3 separate regions of the Homo sapiens genome follow, and all the other regions are linked to region 2. The links are chromatin loops, found by intact Hi-C in ENCODE. Cell type or tissue: mammary epithelial cell. All regions are shown on one strand.

What was found. Peaks named below come from ENCODE experiments on the same cell type or tissue, not always from the same donor. Only the 100,000 strongest peaks of a DNase experiment are listed, where the experiment ranks them.
Region 1: a loop joins it to region 2, with 3 times the contacts of the local background. A loop is called at or near these places in 12 of 110 quality-filtered maps.
Region 3: a loop joins it to region 2, with 3 times the contacts of the local background. A loop is called at or near these places in 4 of 110 quality-filtered maps.

The regions. Positions count from the first base shown.
Region 1 is chr2:112,623,206-112,631,205 of GRCh38, forward strand. No RefSeq gene overlaps it. Among named protein-coding and RNA genes, the nearest start is that of SLC20A1-DT, 17 kb to the right of the region's middle. RefSeq lists enhancers at 1,275-1,414, 7,445-7,962. In mammary epithelial cell, a CTCF peak has its summit at 3,501 (motif pointing right); DNase peaks (open chromatin) are centred at 1,366 and 4,346; H3K4me3 peaks cover 464 bases; H3K27ac peaks cover 6,240 bases.
Region 2 is chr2:112,955,577-112,963,576 of GRCh38, forward strand. No RefSeq gene overlaps it. Among named protein-coding and RNA genes, the nearest start is that of IL36G, 18 kb to the right of the region's middle. RefSeq lists a silencer at 3,479-3,528. In mammary epithelial cell, CTCF peaks have their summits at 3,437 (motif pointing left) and 4,860 (motif pointing right); a DNase peak (open chromatin) is centred at 3,415.
Region 3 is chr2:113,069,406-113,077,405 of GRCh38, forward strand. It overlaps IL1F10 (interleukin 1 family member 10), which reads left to right. Exons shown (of 5, transcript NM_173161.3): 2 at 3,306-3,365; 3 at 4,924-5,009; 4 at 5,318-5,445; 5 at 5,747-6,438. The coding sequence starts at 3,334. The coding sequence ends at 5,959. Among named protein-coding and RNA genes, the nearest start is that of IL1F10, 5.4 kb to the left of the region's middle. In mammary epithelial cell, no CTCF peak of the experiment used is centred here; a DNase peak (open chromatin) is centred at 3,366; H3K27ac peaks cover 3,707 bases.

The sequences.
Region 1 (8,000 bases), 330 kb before region 2:
AACCTCCCAAGCAGCTGGGACTACAGGCGTGTGCCACCATGCTCAGCTAATTTTTGTATTTTTAGTATATTGGTCAGGCTGGTCTTGAACTCCTGACCTCGTAATCCACCCACCTTTGCCTCCCAAAGTACTGGGATTACAGGGTGAGGCACCACGCCCAGCCACCTGGCTATTTCTTAAAAAAAATTTGTAGAGATGGGGTCTTGATATGTTGCCTAGGCTCAAATTTTGTCATCTTTTAGATAACAGGATTTGGGGCTGGGTGCAGTGGTTCACACCTGTAATCCCAGCACTTGGGGAGGCCTAGGTGGGCAGATCATGAGGTCAGGAGTTCGAGACCAGCCTGGCCAATATGGTGAAACTCTATCTCTACTAAAAATGCAAAAATTAGCCGGGCATGATGGCGGGCGCCTGTAATCCCAGCTACTCAAAAGGCTGAGGTGCGAGGAGAATTGCTTGAACCCGGGAGGCAGAGGTTGCAGTGAGCTGAGATTGTGCCATTGCACTCCAGCCTGGGCGACAGAGCGAGACTCTGACTCAAAAAAAAAAAACCAAAAAAAATTTAAAAAAAAATTAAAAAACAAAACAAAACAGGATTTAGGGATAAGAATTTAGGACTAAGTCAATTTTCTATGAATATTCTTACATGTCAAATTTCGAAGGCCCAGACTCAAATGACTTGATTCTTATTTTCAAATAATTGGGCTGTAAGATTTATCTGTTACTTCTTAACATATAATTTGTACACCTGTCTAGGATTTAACTTGGAAAAGATTTTTCAAAACTTGGTACGATTATATAAAATGTGTGCTTATGACCATAGCTGGTAGGCATGTGAGATGGTAAGGCATTTCCGCAGAGCAGAGGTTCATAAAAGCTTTATCATGCATCAGAGCTATCCGGAAGGCTTTTTAAAACACAGATTGCTCAGCTGGGCGCAGTAGGGTGCGCCTGTAGTCCTAGCTACTTGGGAGGCTGAGGCAGAAGGATCTTTTGAGCCCTGGAGTTTGAGGCTACAGCATGCTATGATTGTGCCTGTGAATAGCCACTGCACTCCAGCCTGGGCGGCCTAGCAAGACCCTGTCTCTAAAACAATAACATCAACTAAAACAAAAACCACGCAGATTGCTGGACCCCAACCTAGAGTTTCTGATCCAGTAGTATTGGGGTGGGGCCTGAGAATTTGCATTTCTGACAAGTCCCCAGATGATGTTGATCCTTATTCTCCTGGCCCATAGACCACTTAATTAAAGCCAGCAAAGTAGTCATCAACGTTGACCCAGGATATAAGCTGAAGATGATGAACAGCCTTGAGGCAGTAAGGGAGGCCTGCCCTCCAACATCAGGAAGCCAAGTGAAGGCGTGACTCACCAGGGCAGGGTGGGGTTCCTGCGTGTGAGAAACCAGAATTGAGAGCTGCACCAGCTGTGTGGCCCCAGGTTTCTCAGGGTGAGGAGAGGCAGCCCAGGGGAAAGGCACTCGGGACCACACCCCAACTCACCTACCCTGTGTAAGTTTTTTCCATTGCATGTATCAACATCTAACATGTCATATATTTGATTTACCTCATTTATTCTCTGACTCCTTGCCTCCTGTTAGAATATAGGTTCTCTAGAACAAGGATTTTTATATGTTTTATAGAAGAACAGTAACTGAATCATAGCAGGTGTTCAAATACTGACTGAATGCATGCCTATATACATATAACTATGTTCATGATACTGTTTCTAGAAGGATCCACAAGAAAATGGCAGCAGACTGTCTCTGGGCAAGGGAAATGGAGGAATGGGTGGGGCAACTAAAACTTTTTACTGACTCTATAGCTCTTTGAATTTTTCCTTTTTTTTTTTTTTTTTTTGAGATGGAGTCTTGCTGTGTCACCCAGGCTGGAGTGCACTGGCGCAATCTTGGCTCACTGCAACCTCTGCCTCCGGGGTTCAAGCAATTCTCCTGTCTCAGCCTCCCGAGTAGCTGAGATTACAGGCATGCATCACCATGCCCGGCTCATTTTTGTATTTTTAGTAGGGACAGGGCGGGAGTGGGGGAGGGTTTCACCATGTTGGCCATGTTGGCCAGGCTGGTCTTGAACTCTTGACCTTGTGATCCACCCGACTCAGCCTCCCAAAGTGCTGGGATTACAGGTGTGAGCCACAGCGCCCAGCCGAATTTTTCCTATGTATCTCATCTAGCTAATCAAAAACAGATCTCTATTGTTGATTAGGAAATATAAATTGGAAGAGAAATAGGTATAATAGGAAAAACCTGAGGGAGCCCCATTCCCCCTCCCCAAATCTGGTGAGATCATTGTGTAGAGCTAAGTGAGAACGCCTGAAATATGCTTGAAGAAACGTTCATCTTTGATGGGGCATTCAGCTCAGTCTCATGCAGCCCTACCCCAGCCCCAAACTGGGCCTGGTCCTATCCCAGGACAACCCTAGGGGGGCCCCAGAGTTCCCTCCTAGAAACCAGAAGTTCCCAGCCCTTCCTGCTGCCCACCCCACCCCATGGACACGTGCCCATGTGTCAAGTAACAACAGTTAATAGTGAAGTGGGCTAGAAACACCCTGTGGCTGCCTCAGGAAGGAGAGAATATCTCTAAGTCCAGTGAGCTCAAGGTGGAACAAGAATCCAGGTGTTCAAAGGGAAGGCAGAAGGAAATGATGAGAGAAAAGGGGGATTTGTGCTCATCTCAGCAGGAACCTGGGTTGGGGCTGAGGAACTAGGAGAAGCCATGCCCCGGGGAGCCTGGAGGAAGATGCCCAGGCCAGAGCACCAGCTTGGAATTGGGAGAGCCAGGCAGGACCCCGAGTAGACATTAGGGGTTAGCGTCTGTTAGAGGAAGTTGAGGAAGAAAAACAATAAAGTTGCCCTTCCAAACAAGACAGAAGCAGTTTCTACCGTAGGTAACCGCTGGCCTAGTTATTTATTCAATATATATTCACTGAGCACATCGTCGTGCTAGGCCCTATGTCAGAAAAGGGATTTTGGGGCCAGGCACGGTGGCTCATGCCTATAATCCCAGCACTTTGGGAGGCTGATATTGGCAGATCGCCTGAGGTCAGGAGTTCAAAACCAGCCTGGCCAACGTAGTAAAACCCTGTCTCTAGGAAAAACACAAAAATTAGCTGGGCATGGTGGCTGGTGCCTGTAGTCCCAGCTACTCCGGAGGCTGAGGCAGGAGAATCACTTGAACCCAGGAGGCGGAAGTTGCAGTGAGCTGAAATTGCACCACTGCACTCCAGCCTGGGTGACAGAGCGAGATTCTGTCTCAAAACAAAAAAGAAAAAAGAAAGGGATTTTAATTAAATGCAGACTTACAGGACCTGAGACTACCTTCCTAGAGACTGAGTCTTCTTTGGAAGGCGGCAGGGATGCAGCAGCCCACAATCAAGCCATTCCCACCTCACGAATGTGGAGAATCTGAGAGGGGGTGCCTCCTTCCCCTGTGGGATTTTCTGTGGTCTCAGACCCCACAGCAGCTTCTATGCTCACCCAGCAGAGGGCAGCCTGAGCTCAGGCGCCATCTTCCCAGCACCTGCTTAGGAGACGGGACAGATGGGCACCTAGCCCCCTCACTGCCCACTGCAGGGTGGGCATGGTGCCCACTTGCTGGTGGCAGCAGCACCAGAGAAACAGGATGCACCAGGAGGCTGTAAAAAAAGGCTGTTTTTGAGTTCTCCCTAAGCCGTGATGGTGCTGCCTGGCAGATGCTCGGCCCTGGCATGCTGCCACACTCACCCTCTGTAGCATCCTGAGACTAAGGATCATCTCCTTCTCATTCCAGAGCAGCCTGCTCACCCTGCTTCTACTCCCTGTTTCTCCGAGGCATAGAATCCTCGGGAGGGACCCCAGAGCTGGAAGGGACTTGGTTGCTGCTAGTGCTGGAGTTGCCATTTCAAATAACTTCAAAGGGCAGGCAGGGAGCCTGAATTTGTGAAGCTGACTTAGGGTAAGATGGCAGGAAATGGTAGTGGCTATGCCGAACTGGAGAAAAGAGCCTTGTGCAAAGGCACCTAAATTGAATTGTTTTTCTAACTGTGAGTAAGATAAAATGCAGCCACAGGCTGAGTTGGGACATGAGTTGGCTGCCAGTTTCCTCCCTGTCCAGTTCACCCCTTAACCTTCGAGATGGGCAAACAAAGGTCCAGAGAGGGCCCAAGATAGGGCCTGATTCCCTTCTCACCAGAATCCAGTTCTGTAGTGCTGTTTATTCCTTGGGGGCACAGGGCAAATATTAAGCACAAAGAGTTGGGGGTGGTGTGGACGTCTAGCTCTGCCTGCCCCACGGCTGCTGATCAGTCTTGGATTGCTTCATTTCCTTCCTTGGCCACAGATCTCCTGTTTGGAGAAAGCAGCCTCCTCCAGAATACAGGGCACTCCTTTTCCTCAGAGTGAGTCACAGCCTCCGAGCAGACTTGTGGACAGCTTACTCCGAGACAGAATTCTCCACTCCCACTGCTTTTTCCAATGAATACCTCCAGCGGTGGGCCTCCACTGCCTTGGGCCACCGCCCTAGGGCTGCGAACTTTAATTTACTCAGGTTTTTCCCTCCTTAAAAAGAGGTCCTACAGAGAAACACCCAGGGGTCTTTTGGCCTTGATTCTTCAGATCTCATTTAAAAAAAATAGATAGATAGATAGATAGATAGATAGATAGATAGATAGATAGATAGATAGATAGATGGATGGATGGATAGATAGATAGATTAGAAGCATAAAGTGCTGTTTTCTCATAAGGTGTGAAGGTTGCAGGAGTGTGGCTGGTACTTGTCGTGGCTCTGCAAGCACCAAGAGTGGTTCTTCAGAAATCCAGGCTTGTACCTGAATTGCCTCCATCTCCAGGAGAATCAGCAGGCCATGCTGAGCTTGATGGGGATGCTTCACTAGGGCAGGAAACCTGAACCTCAGTCTCCTGGGTAGCAGGAACTGGGTTGTGGCCCCATTACCAATCATAGAGACACCTTTGGGACCTGGGGTAAGTATTTATGATATAGCTAGTCATGTGAAGAATGAGGGGAGGATTAGGACACAACTAAGGCCACTGTCACAGAGCTCCTGCCCGCCTAGCACCTCCCAACCTCCCAACCAACATGTGCAAAAGATGGCCAGAGTCCTGAAAAACTGGTCTCGAAAGGACATTGTCTCAAGTATACCTTTGAGAGGAGGAAACAGAACATTTAGTTTTTTTTTTTTTTTTTTTTTTTTTGAGACGGAGTCTCGCTCTATTGCCCAGGCTGGAGTGCCATGGTGTGATCTCGGCTCACTTCAAGCTCCGCTTCCCGGGTTCATGCCATTCTCCTGACTCAGCCTCCCGAGTAGCTGGGACTATAGGTGCCCGCCACCATGCCCGGCTAATTTTTTGTATTTTTAGTGGAGAGGGGTTTCACTGTGTTAGCCAGGATGGTCTTGATCTCCTGACCTCGTGATCCACCTGCCTTGGCCTCCCAAAATGCTGGGATTACAGGCGTGAGCCACCAGGCCGGCCACATTTACCTATTTGTTCAAGGAAAAAGAAACAGAAAAAGAAAAAAACAGAGATGGATGAGATTAGCTACCTGCAGGGCATGGTAGGAACAGGATGGAAATAAAGGGAATGAGGGGGAATGAGACTTCTAGGAATATCTCTTTTTGTTTATTTTATTTTATTTTTAGCAGAGATGTGGGTTCCTTATGTTGCCCAGCTGGTCTTGAACTCCTGGGCTCCAGCTATCCTCCTGCCTCCATCTCCCAAAGTGCTGGGATTACAGGTGTGAGCTACCGCACCCGATCCTCTTTTTGTTCTGAACTGACTTTTAAAATCATTTTAATATTTCACATCTCAAAAATAAATACAAATAAAACTCACAAGGACAGGGAAAACGCTAAAGTTGAACACAAGCAGAAACAAGCAAATAAAATGTACCCTTTGACTTCTATCTTACCACTTTGTAGTAAAAATAACTAATCCCAGTAACATGTTAAACTTTTTCTAGTTTAACCCTTGCAGCATCCCTAAATGGTAGGTACGATGACTAGTCTAGTTTTACAAAAGGGGAATTGCCCTTTAGGAAGGAGGCAAAGGAAGCTCCCAAGCTCCCAGGGACTTGAACTCAGATTTTGCACCAGATTTATATTAGATCTCAATTCCGAAATCCTATTACATCCTCAGCTCTGAGCCAGGCACAGAAGGATGATTTAGTGTCTCTGAGTTCCAAGAATCTACAACACTTAAAATCTCAGTGACAAACATTTAACATCCTGAGGTTATACATAAGGGAATGAATAATTCCTTTATGATTCATAAAGATTTAAAGACCAGGCCGAGCATGGTGGCTTACGCCTGTAATTCCAGCATTTTGGGAGGCCGAGGTGGCTGGATCACAAGGTCAGGAGTTCGAGACCAGTCTGGCCAACATGGTGAAACGCTGTTTCTACTAAAAATTCAAAAAATGAGCTGGGCATGATGGCGGGTGCCTGTAATCCCAGCTACTCGGGAGGCTGAGGCAGGAGAATCTCTTGAACCCAGGTGGCAGAAGTTGCAGTGAGCCAAGATCACACCACTGCACTCCAGCCCTGGTAACAGTGCGAGACTCTGTCTCAAAAACAAAACAAAACAAAAAGATTTAAAGACCAAAAAGATTTTAGGAATTCTGGGCACTCTGTGTGGGCTGCTTTCTTGGAGGATATAGGATTTTAGGTAGGTATAGAAAAGGAGACAGAGAATTCCGGAGAGCAGAAGACACTTGGGGCAAAGGGTTAAAAGGGGCTTGGCGTGTTAAGAGCAAAGGAGACCGGCTTCTGCATGGGAACGAACAACACAGAAGGACGTCCGTCACGCTGCTGGATGACTCTTAATATAAGAGTTCCAAGTCAAGGCGAACATCATGGAAGGAAGAAGTCCACAATGAGGCTGGGGTGAGGTTGGTAAATTCCAGTCCCTAACTTTAGCCCTTAGACAGCTACATTTAGATATTGGATATTTGCCACCCCTTTCAATTACTGGGCTCCAAGAGATTACCTAGGAGAAGGCAGACTCTATATTCTGGATCTGCGACTAAAAAATGTTTTTGCACAAAACGTTTGCTCCTTTAGTTGTTTTTGCTTTTCTCTTTTGTCTCTACTTTCTAAGCCACTCCCTGTTTGCTGAGCTGAAAAGCAAGTTCTCAGCCCTGCTGTCTCTTTCTAAAGCCAGCTTGCCTGTAGCCCCCAGGGGTGAGGAGAGGTGTTAGAAGAAAACACTTCTCCCCTTCTGGGTCCCTTCCGCAGCTGGAGTTGGTGCACAGTGGGGATAATGAGAAAAAATAGGAAAGCAAAAAGGCTTTGTGGGAAAGGAAGGTGGCCACATACCAACGCTGGGTCTAGCTGGAGGGCAAGCAGGAAACATGAACAAAATGAAAACATGGAGAATTCCTATCAGACCACTGCTTCACGGCATCCTAAGTTTTAATCAGGACGAATGTTCAGATAAACCCAAAAAATCCTTGAAACGAGGACAAATGCAACATTTGGCCCTCAAGTCGCTGCCTCCCATTGTCATCCCCTTTTGAAACAACAAAAAATATCACACATGTCTGACCTGCCTGGCCAACATGGTGAAACCCTGCCTCTACTAAAAGTACAAAAATTAGCCGGGTATAGTGGCAGGTGCCTGTAATCCCAGCTACTCGGGAGAGGCTGAGGCAGCAGAATTGCTTGAATCTGGAAGGCGGAGGTTGCAGTGAGCTGAGATTGTGCCACTGTGTGTGTGTGTGTGTGTGTGTGTGTGTGTGTGTGTGTGGTGTATACACACACACACACATATATATCTCCCACATCTCCCACAAGATAAAGTCAATATCTGGTCCGCTTTGATCGTTTCCTCCCTGTCATCATTGCCCCTGTGTCCCTCCTGGCACCTCTGCCCAAGCCTGGTCCAGCAGCCCCTTGCCCTGGATTCCCACACCAGGCTACAGCTGTCCATCCACGCCCCCATCCCCTCCGAGAACACGCTTCCTCCTGCAGCCCGCTTCAGGACCAGCCCAC
Region 2 (8,000 bases):
GAAGATAATCCTCTGGTGGTTCCCAGCCCAGGCTATACATCAGAGTCACCCAGGAGGCATGCCATTGGACAGCAATCCCATTCTAGGAAAGTCTGATTCAGCTGTAAGAGGCAGAATCCTAGGATCTGTACCCTTTAAGCACCCTAGATGACAGCCAGGTTTGCCTTCTAACAATTCCTCACACCTGGTAGCACCTTGGATCTCTGTCCCCCAAACCCCATCTCAGGATCACCAGGCAAACTTTGAGAAATAGCAGTCCTGAAGCTCCATTCTCAGGGATTCGGGTGAACAAGTGCTATAGGTGATTCTGAAGAGCAGCTTGAGTTGACATCCATTTGTATAGGACAGAGTTTCTCAGGCTTTAACTTGCATCAGAATCACCTGGAGGACCTGTTGAAATAGATTGCAGGGCCCCATTCCCAGAGTTTCTAATTCATACATAGCTCTGGAGGACCTGATAATTTACATTTCAAACAAGCTTCCAGTGATGCTGATGTGCTAGACTGGTGGACGGCACTTTGAGAATGACTGGTTTGGAGTTTCAGAGTTCACAAGGCACTTGTACCTTCATTTTCTCTGTTAACCCTGAAGTCAAGCCTGCAAGGAGCCACAATGAGCCCTGACTTACGGGAGCAAGAGATAGAGGCTTAGGTGAAGTCACTTACCCAAGCTTTTCAGTCCTTCAGCCAAGAACCGTCTCACACTGACTGGGCGTGACAGCATCCTGGTGCAAGGAACTCAGCTTAAGGTGCTAACACTGCAGGTGGCTGTGGATGAACTCGGCCCTGTTACCTGTCACCAGATAATCCAGAAATCTGCTTTCTCCCAGAAACTCAAGCTAGGAAATTCTCCAGATTATCCTATTGGTGAATGTGGCTAAATCCTGGCCACCTTCCCAAGGAGTCTGTACTGCCGCTCCTGGTAGGTTCCACCCAAACCCTCCTGGGCCCCTTGAATCCTCTTCTCTGTCCCAGCCCATACCAGAGGCTCATTCATCCTTCATGCAGTTAATAGGGTGCGTTGGAGCCTCACTCTGTGCACCCTGGTCCAGGAATATCTGCCCTGTTTGCATATCTGGAGCCTTCAATGCAGCCAACACTGGCTCACTCTGAGAGGTGAGAGAATCACTGCTGTGCCCCGGCCCAAGTGGAGGAGGGTGGGGAAGGGAGGGCAGGACCCAGGGAGATTTCATGCAGCGGTGAACATTTAAATTTAATGATCCTCCTCAGTTTTGAAGTCCATTGGCCAGGAGTCTGTGTATTGTTTTTGTAAGTGTGTGTGCTATGTTGTAGGAGGAAGGAATATGACTTTCCTCAGACTTACACTCTTGCTGCTGCTATCTGTCTTTGAAAATGGGGACAAAATTGATTATTTTCTTTATCCTTGTTTGCATCAATCACCCAGGCCATCGTCATCTCTTGCACTGTAATTTTGATATGGCTTTTTGCATCTTCTGCTCCAATTCCATCCACTCCTCTCCACCTCCAGGGGCTCTTTCAGGGTGTCTCTGGAATGCTTGGTTCATCCTCAGCATGTTTCTGCACCTCTTTAACCCTTCCCTTCACCCTCCTGCTCTTACTGAAACCTGGCTCTGCCTGAGAATACTGCTTTATCTCAGTCCTTTCCAGGGGTGGCTGTCTTTTTTCCTCCCTTAACCCTTATGTCACAGGGCCCAGGGATGGAGTAAGGTCCTCCTCGATGCTTCCAGATCATTCTTCCTCCTCCAATTCACTGCTGTAGCTCCAACTCCCGCCGCCCTCTAGTGTGTCCTCTTAATGGCAGTCATTCACCATCTTCCTGTCCCTCCCCTTCATTTCTTGGATGGTGACTGTCACTTTGCTGCAACAGAACCCTGTCCCAATCCTTGATGGTTCAATACACACATAGACATTCTTTTTAACAGGGCGGCCTCTCAGGTCTTTAATTTTCTTCCCTCCAATAACCTTGTGATGATCCCCCAGCTTAGCCACTTACTGCCAGATCATTACCAGTAACTCCAGCCCCTCCTTAATTCTAGTTTCTAATATCCTAATCTGTGACCTCACATTCCAACTTCTTCATTCTTATCCCCTGAGTCAAAAAATCCTTTGATCCATGCAATCCATTAAGTCATCTACCTTTTCACCATTCTTCGCCCCACTAGGGTTCTCATTCCTTTATTACCCAGATGAAATTCCAAGGCCTGTTGGAATCACTCCCTTGCAGCCACTGTCAATACTTCTGCCCCTTTTACTTCATCACCCTTATGTGGCAAAACCACAGCCCTGGTTGAGTCCAGCCTTACCCCTGCTCTGTGCCAGCACCCGCACACGCATGGCTGATGGAGGTTGGAAAAATCCACACATGCACAGGGCCCTGTATGTCAATATACGTTTCCAACCTCCAGCCTTGCATATGCCTCAGTGCTGCCTGGCAACACATTATATGTTTTCCTTAGTTCCTTCAGTCTCCTGGGTTCCTAGGTGAGTATCTCACACATTCTTCTCTCTCTGCAAACCTCCAACACCTCCACGTCACTTTCAACTGATGACTTTGTTTCCTATTTCACTTGAAACACAGAGGCAAACATAAACAAATCCCACCCACTGCCACCACTCTGCCCATCTGCCAGCATGGCACCCCCCAATCTAGGCCTTTCCTGCTGTCACTTGGGGTGGGCTGACTATACTCCATCCAAGTCCTTTTTACTTATGCACTCGTATCGTACCCTCTCACCTGCTCAGGACGTGCCTCTAGCAAGTCCTCTCATGCTCCGGCAACATCATGGTTCCTCTTCAGCAGACCAGTTATACTGGCACAAAGCATGCAGCTGTTCCTCCCATCTCCACCACCCTCTCCATCTCTTTCTCACGTTGCTCTATCCTTAATTATAGCAAAACCCATAGGAAGTGTTATAGAGACCCCCCTTTCTGTAATTTCTCCTGTTCTATTTTAAACTTGCCCCCAAAGTACACTTACCAAAGTGGCTGTAGTCTCCGCCACTGCACCTAAACTTCCCTTGCTGAGGTCATCACCAGCCTGCACGTGGCCAAACCCACTGCTGTCTCTGCTCTCCTCTTATTTGACTTTTGAGTCATGTGAGCACATAAATGATCCAAACGGCAACACTCCTAAGAAATGGTTGTACCTGGACAAGAGGCATAAATTGGGGCCGTCTTAGGAAAGCAGATATACAGCCATCCTACCTTTAGGCACTCACTGTTGGATGCAATTGGTCACTCTTCCTTGGGACCTTTCCGCCATTGGCTCCACTATACGCACTCTCCTGGTTTCCTCCCCTCTAGCCGCTGTCTTTGGTCTCCTTTCTGATTTTGCTGCGTCCTCTGTCCCCTGAATGATTGCTTCTCCACTACGGGGTGATTTTGCTCCCCAGGGGACATTTGGCAATATCTGGAGAGGTCTATGGTTGTGTTTGAGGGTGTTGCTACTGCCATCTAGTGGGGAGAGGCTAGAGATGCTGTTAATGCCCAGGACAGTCCCCATAACACAGAATTATTCAGCTCAAAATATCCATGGTGCCAAGATCAAGAAACCCTGCTCAAATATTAGCATGTGCTGAAGGCCCTTCTCTTTCCTTTAGCAATATCTGCCTCCTTAGGGATCTTTTCTAGTCTCAGTGGTTTAACATTTAAAATCCCAAATTAGGCAATAAATTGGGCCCCAAACTTCGTTAGTATAAAATGTAGAACTGTGTTATTAGAAGGCTAATAAAATGACCTGGTGAGCATCTGCAGCTAGCCTCTGAGCAATTCTGGGGACCACGTGCAAGATAAATCCATCTGTTCCCTCTCTGTAATGTGGCGCTACCTTGTGGCCGATTTTTCCTCGGGTTAAATATCTCTGGGGATGCAACTTGTCGTGGTTAATGGCTGTGTGAGGCCAGCGCGTGGTGATAAAGGAATCAATCAAGACAATATTGAATTTAGAAAGGCAGATTTATTTAGAGAAAAGGAGAGATACGTTGCAAGGGAGCAATGGGCAATACAGCAGAGGGAAGGCTGTCTGCAAAGAGGCAAGGGCTACGTATGACGTAGGGCTGCTTAGGCTGAATGCTTGCAGACAAGATGCTTGCGTGCAGGTGGGCTGTGAGCTGAGTGCTTGGGTGCTAGTGAGCCATTGGCAGCTGACCCTATTTCTTGGAACATTCGCTCCCTGCAAGCATTTTAATGTTAAACCGCCAGGTCAGTTTGAATTTTCTTTTTTCTTTTTTTTTTTTTTTTTTTGCCTTTAGTAGGACCTGCCGTTGTGAGACTATCTGAGGTAAATTAGACACCCTCCTGGTTTAAGTCACCGCTCCAGTGACTAGGCAGGGAGCTCTTCCTTGAAGAGGGTGTGGGCAGTGGGTACTTTGCATGTTGTCCACACCAGGCGAGCTGCTGCTTCAGGGCCTTTGCATTTGCTCTTTTCTTTGCCCAAAATGCACTTCTCTCACTGTTCACATGATTTTTCTCCCTCTTTTCCTTTTAGTCTTTGCTTAAATATCACCTTCTAGGGAGGCCTTCCCACACCACCTCTTCAAGATTTGAGGGTATGCACCCCCACCCCTAGCCTTCTTATCCCTCTCCACTGCTTTCTTCTCAAAGCACTTGTTACGTTCAAATAAAATAGATTAGTTACTTTATAGTTCTAATTTTACTATTTTTTGTTTACTTCATCAATACCCATGTAATCTCTGGAAGGAACGTTTCTTTTTGTAGTGTATTTCTAGCACCTAGAACAGTACTTGGCACATGGCAGGTGTTCAAAAGTATTTGTTGATTATTTTCTCAAAGGGCATGGAGTCTTAGAAGTTTGAGAACACAGTTCTAAGCACAGCTGTTTAGAGACTATGGATGATGCTAATGGCTGTATTCCCAGTAGGTGGGGCAATTCTCAAATTGACCTGGAATCCTTGAGATCTGGGGACAGTCACCAAGCACTGGGCTCTGTGGGGAGAGATGTGCTGGTTTTTAGAGAGGAGAATAGCATCCTGGGGGACTTGGCCCCAGGGCTTTCCTGTCCCAATCTCTTCCCAACTGAGTCCCAGAGGCAGGAGGCCTTGTCTGTAGCTGGTCAGTCCTGTAACTGTTTCCCTCCCATCTACACAGATGCAAAGAAGGCTGAGAAAAGCAAGCTGTCAGGTGAGCAGGGGCCCTGACTCCTCCCCAGAAGGCACTCAGAACTTCCATAGGGCAACTGGAAAGAAGGTTCTACTTCCTCACCGGCAGCTGTTGCTGGGGAAAAAACCAGCCTCAGGCCCTACCCTGTGCTGAGAACCTGAATCCAGTATCAGGTTCTCCAACAAACTTGGATCCAGCTGACCCTCACAAGGGGTCAGATGCAACCTTGTAGCATATGGAAAATGGCAGCAAGGTCCTTGTGTGGACTATGCCTAGAATCTAAATTAAGACAAGGCCTCAGAGGGGCTAAGTGACATCTGTCTCCAAAGTTTCACAGCTAGTGTGTGACTAAATCTTGATTCCACCCTCTCAGGTTTTACCATAATCCCAAAAAAGGTTGAAACAAGAAAAGTTATCTTTGGGCAATTACCTCTTTCTGTTCCTTGCTTTACCTACTAATGTTCTAGGCTCACCCTCTGGTCTGCAATCTCACTGAACTGACAGATCCCTCATGGCCTAAAGGGTTTTCACACTGGGTTGACTAGGCTCTCCCATTGCCTGTCCTACTGTCTAAGGCACCTCCTGGGTAGGGTGCCCAGCGTCATTCTGATGCTGCCTGACTTTCCTTCCAGCTACTTTTGAAACTTGGTATCCATGGCAGAGGCTTAAAGGGCATGTTCCAGGTACTTTTATTTCCAAATTCCCCAGTGGCATCAAGGAAATCAGCATCTCTGGATAGCTCTACTAAGGCTTAGTTCTCATTGTCCAATCTAGCTCCTGGGTCATGGGAGGCATTCAGGAAATATTTGAGTGTAAGAGTGAGTTGCTTTACCTCCAGAATATCCTTCCAATGGCTCTGAAGCAGGCTGTGGAGTCCTGCTGGCTGATCACAGTTCACAGGTGGCTCCCAAACCTGTGGTCTACATCCATCCTTTGTCAGTGTCACTGCCATTGTCCCACAAATGTCATTTGGGCCTAGCCCCTGGGATAGTAATCAGTCTTTACATAGATATACATTGTGCTTTACATCCACAGTAATTCTGAGTGGACCTTAAAATAAATTCCATGTCAGGTCTCACCAGCCCATGGGTTACAGATGGGGTTACCTTTCAGCCTTGTAAGGTGCCCCGTCTTTGAGTGTAGACATGGACTCACAACGAGTCCACTCCTGCTGTTCCTCTGCTCTTGCTGAGGCTTCTGCTGCTGCTGCTGCTGCTTTGCAGAGGCTGGCCAGCTGTGGTGCCTGAGGCACCTGTGTCTTCACAGCACCAACTTGCATGGTGGCCACGGTGTAGTTGGAAAGGGATGCTTAGATGGGAGGCCAATGGGAGCTGCTTCAGGAGGCAAATCCAAGTCACAGAGATCGAGTCACCGAGAGCATAGTAAACTCAAAATCCCTTCTTCTGCTTAATAACTGAGATGCTGTCACTGGGTTAACCTCACCAAGCCTTGTTTTGTCTTCACTTAGAGTGATTTCTGTCTTAGAAGGCTCCTCATATCCTTCTGGGGAAGGCTTCTAGTGAGTCCACAGATAGCTGGACCAGGCATGTCCAGAAATAATCTGATTCTCACATTTGAGTTAGCCAGCGTTCCCAGCTATATCCCCATTTTGTGTCTATATAAGTTACCAAAGCCCACAAGGATATTAGGTGGCTCCTTAGTTTGCTTTATGATTATGCCTTGTGTGTGTGTGTGTGTGAGTGTGTACGCCTATGAGGATTCCTTCTCTCCCGTTCTTGCTATGGCTTCTCTTCCCCACTGATGGGCTGTAGTTCCCTGTCCTTTTGACTTTGGGCTTAGTCATGTGACTTTTTTGCCAAGGGAATGTGGGCAGAAGTAACTGGGAGCCAGTCCCAAGCTAAGGCCTTGGGAAGCATGGTGAGCCTATGCCAGCTCCCTCAGAACTCCTTCCCTTGGCCATGAAGAGAGAATAACCTGGATTGTACCTTCAGCCCATGTCCTAGAATACAAACATGGAGAATAATGAACTTGACTCAAAGGCTGAAGGGCAGCTGAGCCCACATGAGGTCAATTGAACTGCAGCTACCTACAGACCTGAAAGTGAAATAAACATGTATAAGTCTCTGACGTTTGGGGTTTGTTTACATAGCATTATTGTAGCAGAAACTTAAATAATACTGGGGGCTAAATATAGTGGACCAGTGACAGCACAGAATGGTAAAATGGAGTGATTGTTACTTACATCACAACCCTTCATCTCTGTTGATGGACACTAAAATCAAAGTGGCAATTACTCAGAGTTGGGAGTCATTGAGTTGCATCATTGTTGTTTAGAATCATTGACAGTTTGAGCTCTAAGTGATTACAGAGATGGTTTCCTCAGCTACAGGTAAATAAACAAAGGCACAGAGAAGTAAAGTGACTTCTAGAGGGCTTCATTGATATTTAGCAGCAGAATCAGAGCTAAACAATGAGTCTCTCATCTCCAGCCTTTCTATTCTTGTTTCCTAGGTTGGGATTTTGGGAAATAGTGCAGAGAGATTAGCAGTAGTGACATGGAACAATGTGAGCCTCAGCTTCCATCCCTGAGGCTGCCTTCATCTGCCAGGGAAATGTCTCTGTGTGCAGCCTTGCCCTCTGCACACAGTGTGTATGGCCACCTGAATAAGTGTCCTTTCATAGCGACTAATGGATTGAAATGGGTGCTAGAGCAGTGCTTCTAAAAACTCCATGTATTAATCATCTAGGGGTCTTACCAAAAACGCATGCAGATTCTGATTCAGTAGGTCTGGAGTGGGGCTTGACATTCTGCACTTGTAACACATGGACCACACTTTGAGTAGCAATGTATTAGATCATTCCAGTGGAAACATGTATGAGTGATGGAATGAACAGATATAATTAATCCAGGTCTGGTAAGTGAGGTACTGATACATATTA
Region 3 (8,000 bases), 110 kb after region 2:
ACACAAAGTTATATTTTAAAGAAATAACCTGTAGGGACTTGATAAGTTAGACACTGAGTCAGGAGAAGTAGGAGATATTGTCAATGAGTCTCAGGTTTTGAATATCACTGGTGAGAGGAATATTATGACAGTGAGAGAAATGAAATTGGGAGGAATGTGTGGGCTGGGAGGAGAAGATAATTAACTTAACCTTAAATATATTTGGTTGGATATCAGCAGGATGTCCAAAGTGGGCTGTCCTGTAGGCTGCAGGAGGTAAAGTGGGATGTGCAGTCTACATTTGGGAGCCATTAGCCCAAGATAATCATTGCAGCTGTAGAAGTCAATGAATTGCAGCTTAATATGATGTGAAATAGAAGTGCTTAGGACCTTGTTAGCCTTAGGGGTGGCCCCAGAAGGAGGTGAAATCTACAGTGGGAGAAAGAGGTGTGAAGGGAGTCATTCAATGTCAAGGGTTCCAAGGAGGCAATGACTAAATATCAAAGGAATCAAAAGAATCTCTGGATCTTGCTCCACAGAAGTTAATATTGGTCTTGGACAGAACATCCCACATAGATACTGTGCAGGAGAATGATGAAGGATAGGACAGGGTGCTGTGCAAAAGAACATGGGGAAAGCCCAAGTTTAGCTGATGGCAGTGTTTGAGCCAGGACAGGTGAATTGCGGAGGTCTGAGAGCCAGATGCCATGTCCAGGGAGAAATGAGAGGAAGAAAAGAGGGATATAGACTGAAGTTCAGTGAAAAGTCATTTGAGGAAAATAGGGAGGGGAAGCTTTGGGGGTGAGGCATGTGGCACACTGGGAGGGGCTTGGCACACAGCAGAGGTTCAGCACCAAGACCCAGGCTCTCTGATGGACCAGACGCTAGCTTCCTACCCTTACTCACTTCATCACAATCTATCAGAACCCAGGCGGAGGGAGCCGAATAGGGGAGCCTTTGGGAAAGACACTGTACATTTTGGCTGTGCCAGAATGGGAGGTTTCTAGGGCCCATGGGATCCAGCTGGACTGGACCAGCATTGAATTTCTTCCAGCTCTTTGAGCTGACACTGACCCAGAGTGGGAGTCATCAGCTTGCTATCCACCTTCACCCAGGGCCCTCCACTTTGTTGCCCCACCTAGATCTGGGCACAGCTACCACACTGCCCACTGTCCTGCTGCTACAACCAAAGAAGCCCCAGTGGTTTGGCCAAGGGGAGCCCATCATCAAGTGGGCTTGCATTGAGGCCATGATGCTGTTGAGTTATCTGTACTGGGGGATTGTCTAGTCCTTTAGGACTCAAAGTGCTGGCCAGGAGGAACCAGCAGCATTGACATCACCTGGTTGCATATTTGAAATGTACAGTCTCAGGCCCCACCCCAGGCCTGAAAAACCAGAATCTGTTATTTTAACAAGAACTGCAGGTGGTTTATATATTTATTAATAAGTGTGAAGAATGGAATGAAAGTACACCAGTTCCCAAGCAGCATGGCTGATTGCTGGAATCACTCCAAGTCCTACTGAATTAGAACCTTCGGCCCAGGAAATAGTAATTATACAGAGTCCCCCAGGTGATGCAGATGGGCAGGCACATTTAGGAGCCAATGACTTTAACTGAACACTTCATTTAAAAAATGTTGAAACTTACTTGATACTACAAAGGAAATTCATGTTCATTATAGGAAAATGTTGATATGTTTAAAAAATTACTCATAAAGCCATAGGTAAGTGGTGCAACAACACGAGTAACATTTCTATGTATGTGTCTCTATGTGTGGATTTAAATAGAATTACAGTGTACACTTGATTTATAATCTGCATTTTTCACCTAATATATTTTGAAAATTTTTATGTCCTAAAACAAGCTTCTATAATATCATCTTTAACAAACACATACATCCTTATTTATTGAATTTTGCTATAATTTCTTAGCCAATTACCTATTACTGAAAATTCAGATTTTTTTCAACTTCTTGCTATTGTAAAAAATTATGCAGTGAACATTTTTGTAAGTAAACATTTGGGCAATCCGTTATTTTTCCTAAGAGTAAGGGAAACACATGCAATCACAAAGTATACAGAATGCTTTAAGACTTTCATTCACAGCACCAACATCCCTCCAGAATTTGCACTTGTTAGTCCCTATTATCCTTCACTCTAAGTCTCAAAGTCATACCCCAAGGCCTGGGGACAGAAAATGACTTGTCCAAAGTGACAGTGACAGACCCAGTACTAAAAGCCACCTTGGCTACAGCCCTGTTTCTGGAACTTGAGAGCTGAGGTGGTTGGAAGCCGTATCCTCAGCACCCACCTGTTCCTTCTCACCTGCCTCCCCAGGGTCCCTCAGCATCTCTCTATTCCTCCCTGAGCCCTATTACTTTCTTCCACCTGCCTTCTTCCTTTCTCTTCTCTCATTTTCTGCTTTCTTATATTTTTTCTTCTCTATTCCCTTCTTATTTGGTGAGAATCAGATCTACTCGGTAAACCTCAGCCCTAGTCATACTTGCGTTACTTTCCTGAGCTAATTTCCAACTCCTGATTAGCTCTGGGTTTATTTCCATGCTAAATTCTGGACTGGCCTTTCCAATGGGTGTTCATTTTAGGGAAGAGCTCTAGGACAGGATAACCCATCGGGAAGGAGCAGAGTCATGTGAGGCTGTGTGGCCTGGCATTTATACAGGGCCACTATCTTCACTGTGCCATTTTCCATCTGGAACAGAATGGGGGAGTTTGGATGGGCTGTTTTCGGCAGTCTTGGCCAAGCACTTCTAGTCACTAGGAATGATGTTTTCCAACTCTCTGGGGAGACCCCACCAGCCTCACTGCTGCTGGAGACCCCTTCTAGTTGTGCTCTCTTCTTTCACTCTGGGCTCTAGTTATCTAACCCTTGGCTAGTTATGGGGGCGGGGGTGTGGTGCCCTGTTGGCCAACAGGGCAGTGGGACTGGGTTTGAGCTGGGCTTATCCTCCAACTGTGAGGGAGGCTACAGCACACTCCACCCCACTCTCAGGGCTGGGAATTGTTGTGGCTCAGCTATTTGGGGGAATCTGTTTTCCAGTTTCTCAGAACCAGCGCAAGCACACACATCCCAGGCTCACACCCCTGGTGGCTGGACTTGCTCCCGGATAGCCTCAGTCAGGGAGAGGCAGAGCTGCCTGGAGCCTGCTGGGCTGGTGGAAGCCTTGGTGGATTCTGGCAGGCCAATTATAGACGAATGGCCTGGGGAACCCGTGCAGCCCTTGGCTGAGTGGTTCTAAGCCCCAGCACGTCTGCCTCTGGCTTCACCCAGCCTCCTTTTCTAACTGCCCTTCTCTCCTCCCCATCAGTGAGGACCAGACACCACTGATTGCAGGAATGTGTTCCCTCCCCATGGCAAGATACTACATGTAAGTTGTCCTGGCATGTCCCTGCTTTCCAAGCCAGGGGGTCAGGGTGGGAAGAGGAAAGGAATGCTGAGTCAGAGGATGAGGCTCCTTCTCACCTTAGAAATTGCAAGTGCCCCATAATTAAGCTTCATCATCACCACAGTAGCAACAGCTCTTTCCTGAACGTCTGCAAGATGCCAGCCAATCTACTGCCTCATCTCTGTTCCAAAAAGTCTGTAAGTGGAGTGTTATTAAACCCATTTTACAGATCTGGAAGCTGAGGCTCAAAGAGGGTAAATAACTTCCCCCATGTCACACAGCTACCAAAAGGCAGAGCCAGGAATCAGACTTCATGTCCTCTGTGCTGCTCCATCCGCCTCTCTGAAATGTCAGAAAGTTTTGAATCTCAATGACAGCATCTTGATGGTGGTCCCTGTGGCCTTTACTCCCAGTGTGGGCTTCTAACACTTACTTACATTTCATCTCATTTGAGATTTGCATCCTTCCTTATCTTTTACTACTTTGTTGTCTGTGATTTTGTCATAAGCTCCTTTCAGGAAGGAGGTGAGGCATAAGAAAAATCAAAGAGGACTCTGGGATGCATTTCCTCTGCCCCTCCCATGGACCCTGTAATGTCCAGGGCTGTGTCCTGGACAAGGTGGGTGGGGAGCAGTCCTGGTCTCAAGGAGGTGACAGCCTGGCTGGGAAGCAAGACACATACATAGGAAGCACATAAATGACAAAGCAGATGTCAGCACTTCAGGGCATCTAATCTGGGTTCTGGTCTCCAAATAGAATGCTGCTGGCATGTGAGTTGTCACATCTGGGTTGTCAAGGTGGCAAGGGGAATGCCAGATAACACGCCCAGGATCTTTCCGGAAGTTTATTTTTATTGTACAAGTGAACCTGCTTTAAATATGTACAGTCATTAGCTAAGGGTATTATCGTTAGCTGTTATTGAGATAGAAAAATCCCCTGGAGGTGGTGGAATTTGTCCAGAGGTTCTGCCCTAAAAGGTTAATGAGAGCTCTCCAGCCCTGACAGCAGCTGACAGGCATCTTTGAAACCAACTAGGTGACTGAGCTAATACCCTGCATGACTTTGAAGCCTTTAAAATATCTGAAAAGCAAATCACACTTCAGTATACACTCAATCTCTGTACTAAAGAGAATAAACATTTATAAACAATTAGGGCAGGCCCAAAAAATTTAAGATAAGGTCCACTGTATCCCAAAGTCATCTGAGCCTCACTAAGAAATTTCTCAGGAAGCCAGGAACATTTTCTTTACCCCTCTGTCAGAGGGCATTGGCTCTCCGTTCTCCTCTGAAGGCCTCCCCAAGCCATGAGAAGGCAGGAAGCACAGCCTCTGAAAAGCAAGAACACAGGAGACCTTCCTTGCTTTAAGGCTGGCCTGGTCTTTACCTGCTCTTGGGAGTGACCATTCCCCTCTTACCACCTGTGAAGGAGAGAAAATCGCCCAAATGCTCAAGGTGGTGATTCAGAGCATGGAAGTGGAAGGGCTTGGGGGCCAGTGGTGCATAAAGGGAATGGGCCATCAGCACTGTCATACTGTTTCAGAATTAAATATGCAGACCAGAAGGCTCTATACACAAGAGATGGCCAGCTGCTGGTGGGAGATCCTGTTGCAGACAACTGCTGTGCAGGTGAGCTTCTGGGGCCTCCACCCCATGCTCCATCTGCCATAGGCCCTCCCTTCTCTTCTTCCCTTTCCTCCCCAGCAGAGGGTCAGCAGCTGCCCCCAGTGACAGTGAGAAGGGCCAGAGAGCAGCTGTGGCCTCTCCTAGCGAGGGGACATGACTCCTGCAGAAGTCCTGGCTCACCGTCCAGTCTGCATGCAGGGCCAGGCCAGGTGTGCCCATGTCCAGTTCCTTCCTGCCTGAGCCTTTACCTGCCAAGAGCCTGCAACATGGGGTTCCCTTGTCCCTTGACTCTTCTCTCTCTTCCCTCCTAGAGAAGATCTGCATACTTCCTAACAGAGGCTTGGCCCGCACCAAGGTCCCCATTTTCCTGGGGATCCAGGGAGGGAGCCGCTGCCTGGCATGTGTGGAGACAGAAGAGGGGCCTTCCCTACAGCTGGAGGTGAGAGGCCTCTCCCCATTCTAGGGGACACTGCAGACCTGGCCTGACCCCTGGGATGCTCTGGCATCTTTGTGCCTATCTGTGGATTCCCAGCCAGGTCCACATGTCCTACTTCCTCAGGTTTCCACCATCTCCCTCTGCACCTAGCACCAAGACCCTTGCCCTCTAGAATCTGCAGAAGGCAGTCCCTTGGGTAAAAACCAGCCCTGTCAGGTCCTTTTTTGGCCAAGCCCCAGAGGCCTCCAGGGCTAACACCTCCATCAGCACTCTCATTCTGCAGCCATCCACCTTGCCCCCACAGGATGTGAACATTGAGGAACTGTACAAAGGTGGTGAAGAGGCCACACGCTTCACCTTCTTCCAGAGCAGCTCAGGCTCCGCCTTCAGGCTTGAGGCTGCTGCCTGGCCTGGCTGGTTCCTGTGTGGCCCGGCAGAGCCCCAGCAGCCAGTACAGCTCACCAAGGAGAGTGAGCCCTCAGCCCGTACCAAGTTTTACTTTGAACAGAGCTGGTAGGGAGACAGGAAACTGCGTTTTAGCCTTGTGCCCCCAAACCAAGCTCATCCTGCTCAGGGTCTATGGTAGGCAGAATAATGTCCCCCGAAATATGTCCACATCCTAATCCCAAGATCTGTGCATATGTTACCATACATGTCCAAAGAGGTTTTGCAAATGTGATTATGTTAAGGATCTTGAAATGAGGAGACAATCCTGGGTTATCCTTGTGGGCTCAGTTTAATCACAAGAAGGAGGCAGGAAGGGAGAGTCAGAGAGAGAATGGAAGATACCATGCTTCTAATTTTGAAGATGGAGTGAGGGGCCTTGAGCCAACAAATGCAGGTGTTTTTAGAAGGTGGAAAAGCCAAGGGAACGGATTCTCCTCTAGAGTCTCCGGAAGGAACACAGCTCTTGACACATGGATTTCAGCTCAGTGACACCCATTTCAGACTTCTGACCTCCACAACTATAAAATAATAAACTTGTGTTATTGTAAACCTCTAAGTTTGTGGTAACTTGCTATAGCAGCCATAGAAAACTACTACAGAGCCTTATTCGACCCTGTGTCCAGTGTTTGATGCAAGAGACTTGGTGAGTTCTTAGAAGGCTACCTGCAGCTTCTCCTCCAGTCCATCTGCTATGGAGCCTCTAGAAACAACCAAGAAGCCCCAGGCAGAACTCAGTGTCCTCTGCACAGGGACAAAGCCCTGGGCTGCTTACAACTTAAATTCTAGCTCAAGTCTTGTGATTTTCTACCAGATACTTCACAGTGAATCCACAATTCCGTGGTTGACTGTTGGTACAGTCCGCTATCTGCCAGGTGCTTAAGTAGTAGCAAGGGCCAGACAATATGTGTGTCCTGGATGTGTTGAGTTTAAGGTTACAGTGGAGTCTCTAAGTTGAGGTGATTTGATATAGCTGGGAGTACAGGGCTGGAATTCAGCTGAGAGTTTGCAATTGGAATTCATACTCATCCTCAGAGCTCAAACGCTTCTCTGTTTCATGGAAAATATTTGACTGGGATCAAGCTAGAGCAGAAAGCCCATGGTATCAGGACTCAGAGAAGGCACAGGCTGCTGGCGCTGTCCCTCTGTTGTATAACTACTTAACATTCACCTAGCGTGTTCTGAGTTCCAACCATGGGGCAGCAATTTTAAGAACATTCTGTTGTCATCCTCAGAATGACTCTTCAAGGCAAGCATTTTCACCTCCATTTGACAGATGAGGAAACTGGACTAAGAGAAGTGAAATAACTTGCTGAAGGTCATATGGGCTATCAGTGTTGGAGCTCAAGATAAAACTTGGTGCAGCTGACCTCAATGCCATTTTGCAAATTTTTATTCCACTTAAGGAGCTGAGGATAGAATGGTGAATAAAACCAAACTTCCTTGTAGCTGATAATTGAAAGGGAGAAACACTAAACAAGCAAATAAACAAACAAGAAAACAGAAAGGGCACTTTTCATGATTAGAAGGTGAGGGCAGCAGGTATTCAATGGAAATATTAGATGGGGGGGTCAGGGGAGGTTTTTTTTTTTTGTTGTTGTTGTTGTTTTTTTACTTTTTTGAAGAGGTAACATCTGCACTGAGGTTATGGACAGGAAGGAACTGTGACTAGAAATAATCAAGGCAAAAGAGTAGCAAATGTGTTGGCCCTGAGACAGAAAGGAGCTGGTATGTTCAAGTAACAGTAGAAGGCTGGGGTGGGGGCTGGAGCCTGGAGAGCAAGGGAGGAGTAGGCAGTGAGCAAGACCAGCAGGGTTGGGTCATGTGTGGCCTTGAAGGCAAAGTACAGGCTTCCAAGTATTAAGTGTGACGGGAGCTACACGATAGGCTCTGATAATGTTTAGGTTCTTTCTCTGAGCTGCCTCTCCACAGCCTGTATGTGCCCCGGGAAATTGATCACCTGGCTGGCCCATTATAACTATGTGTTTACATGGTGGGACTCAATTTTATGTCAGCTGTGGCCAGAACAGCTGCTGGTAAATGCAGAAGAGGCTGAGTAAATGCAAAATCTTAAACAAGTTAATGGATAATCACACTTGATTCCTATTCCTCCT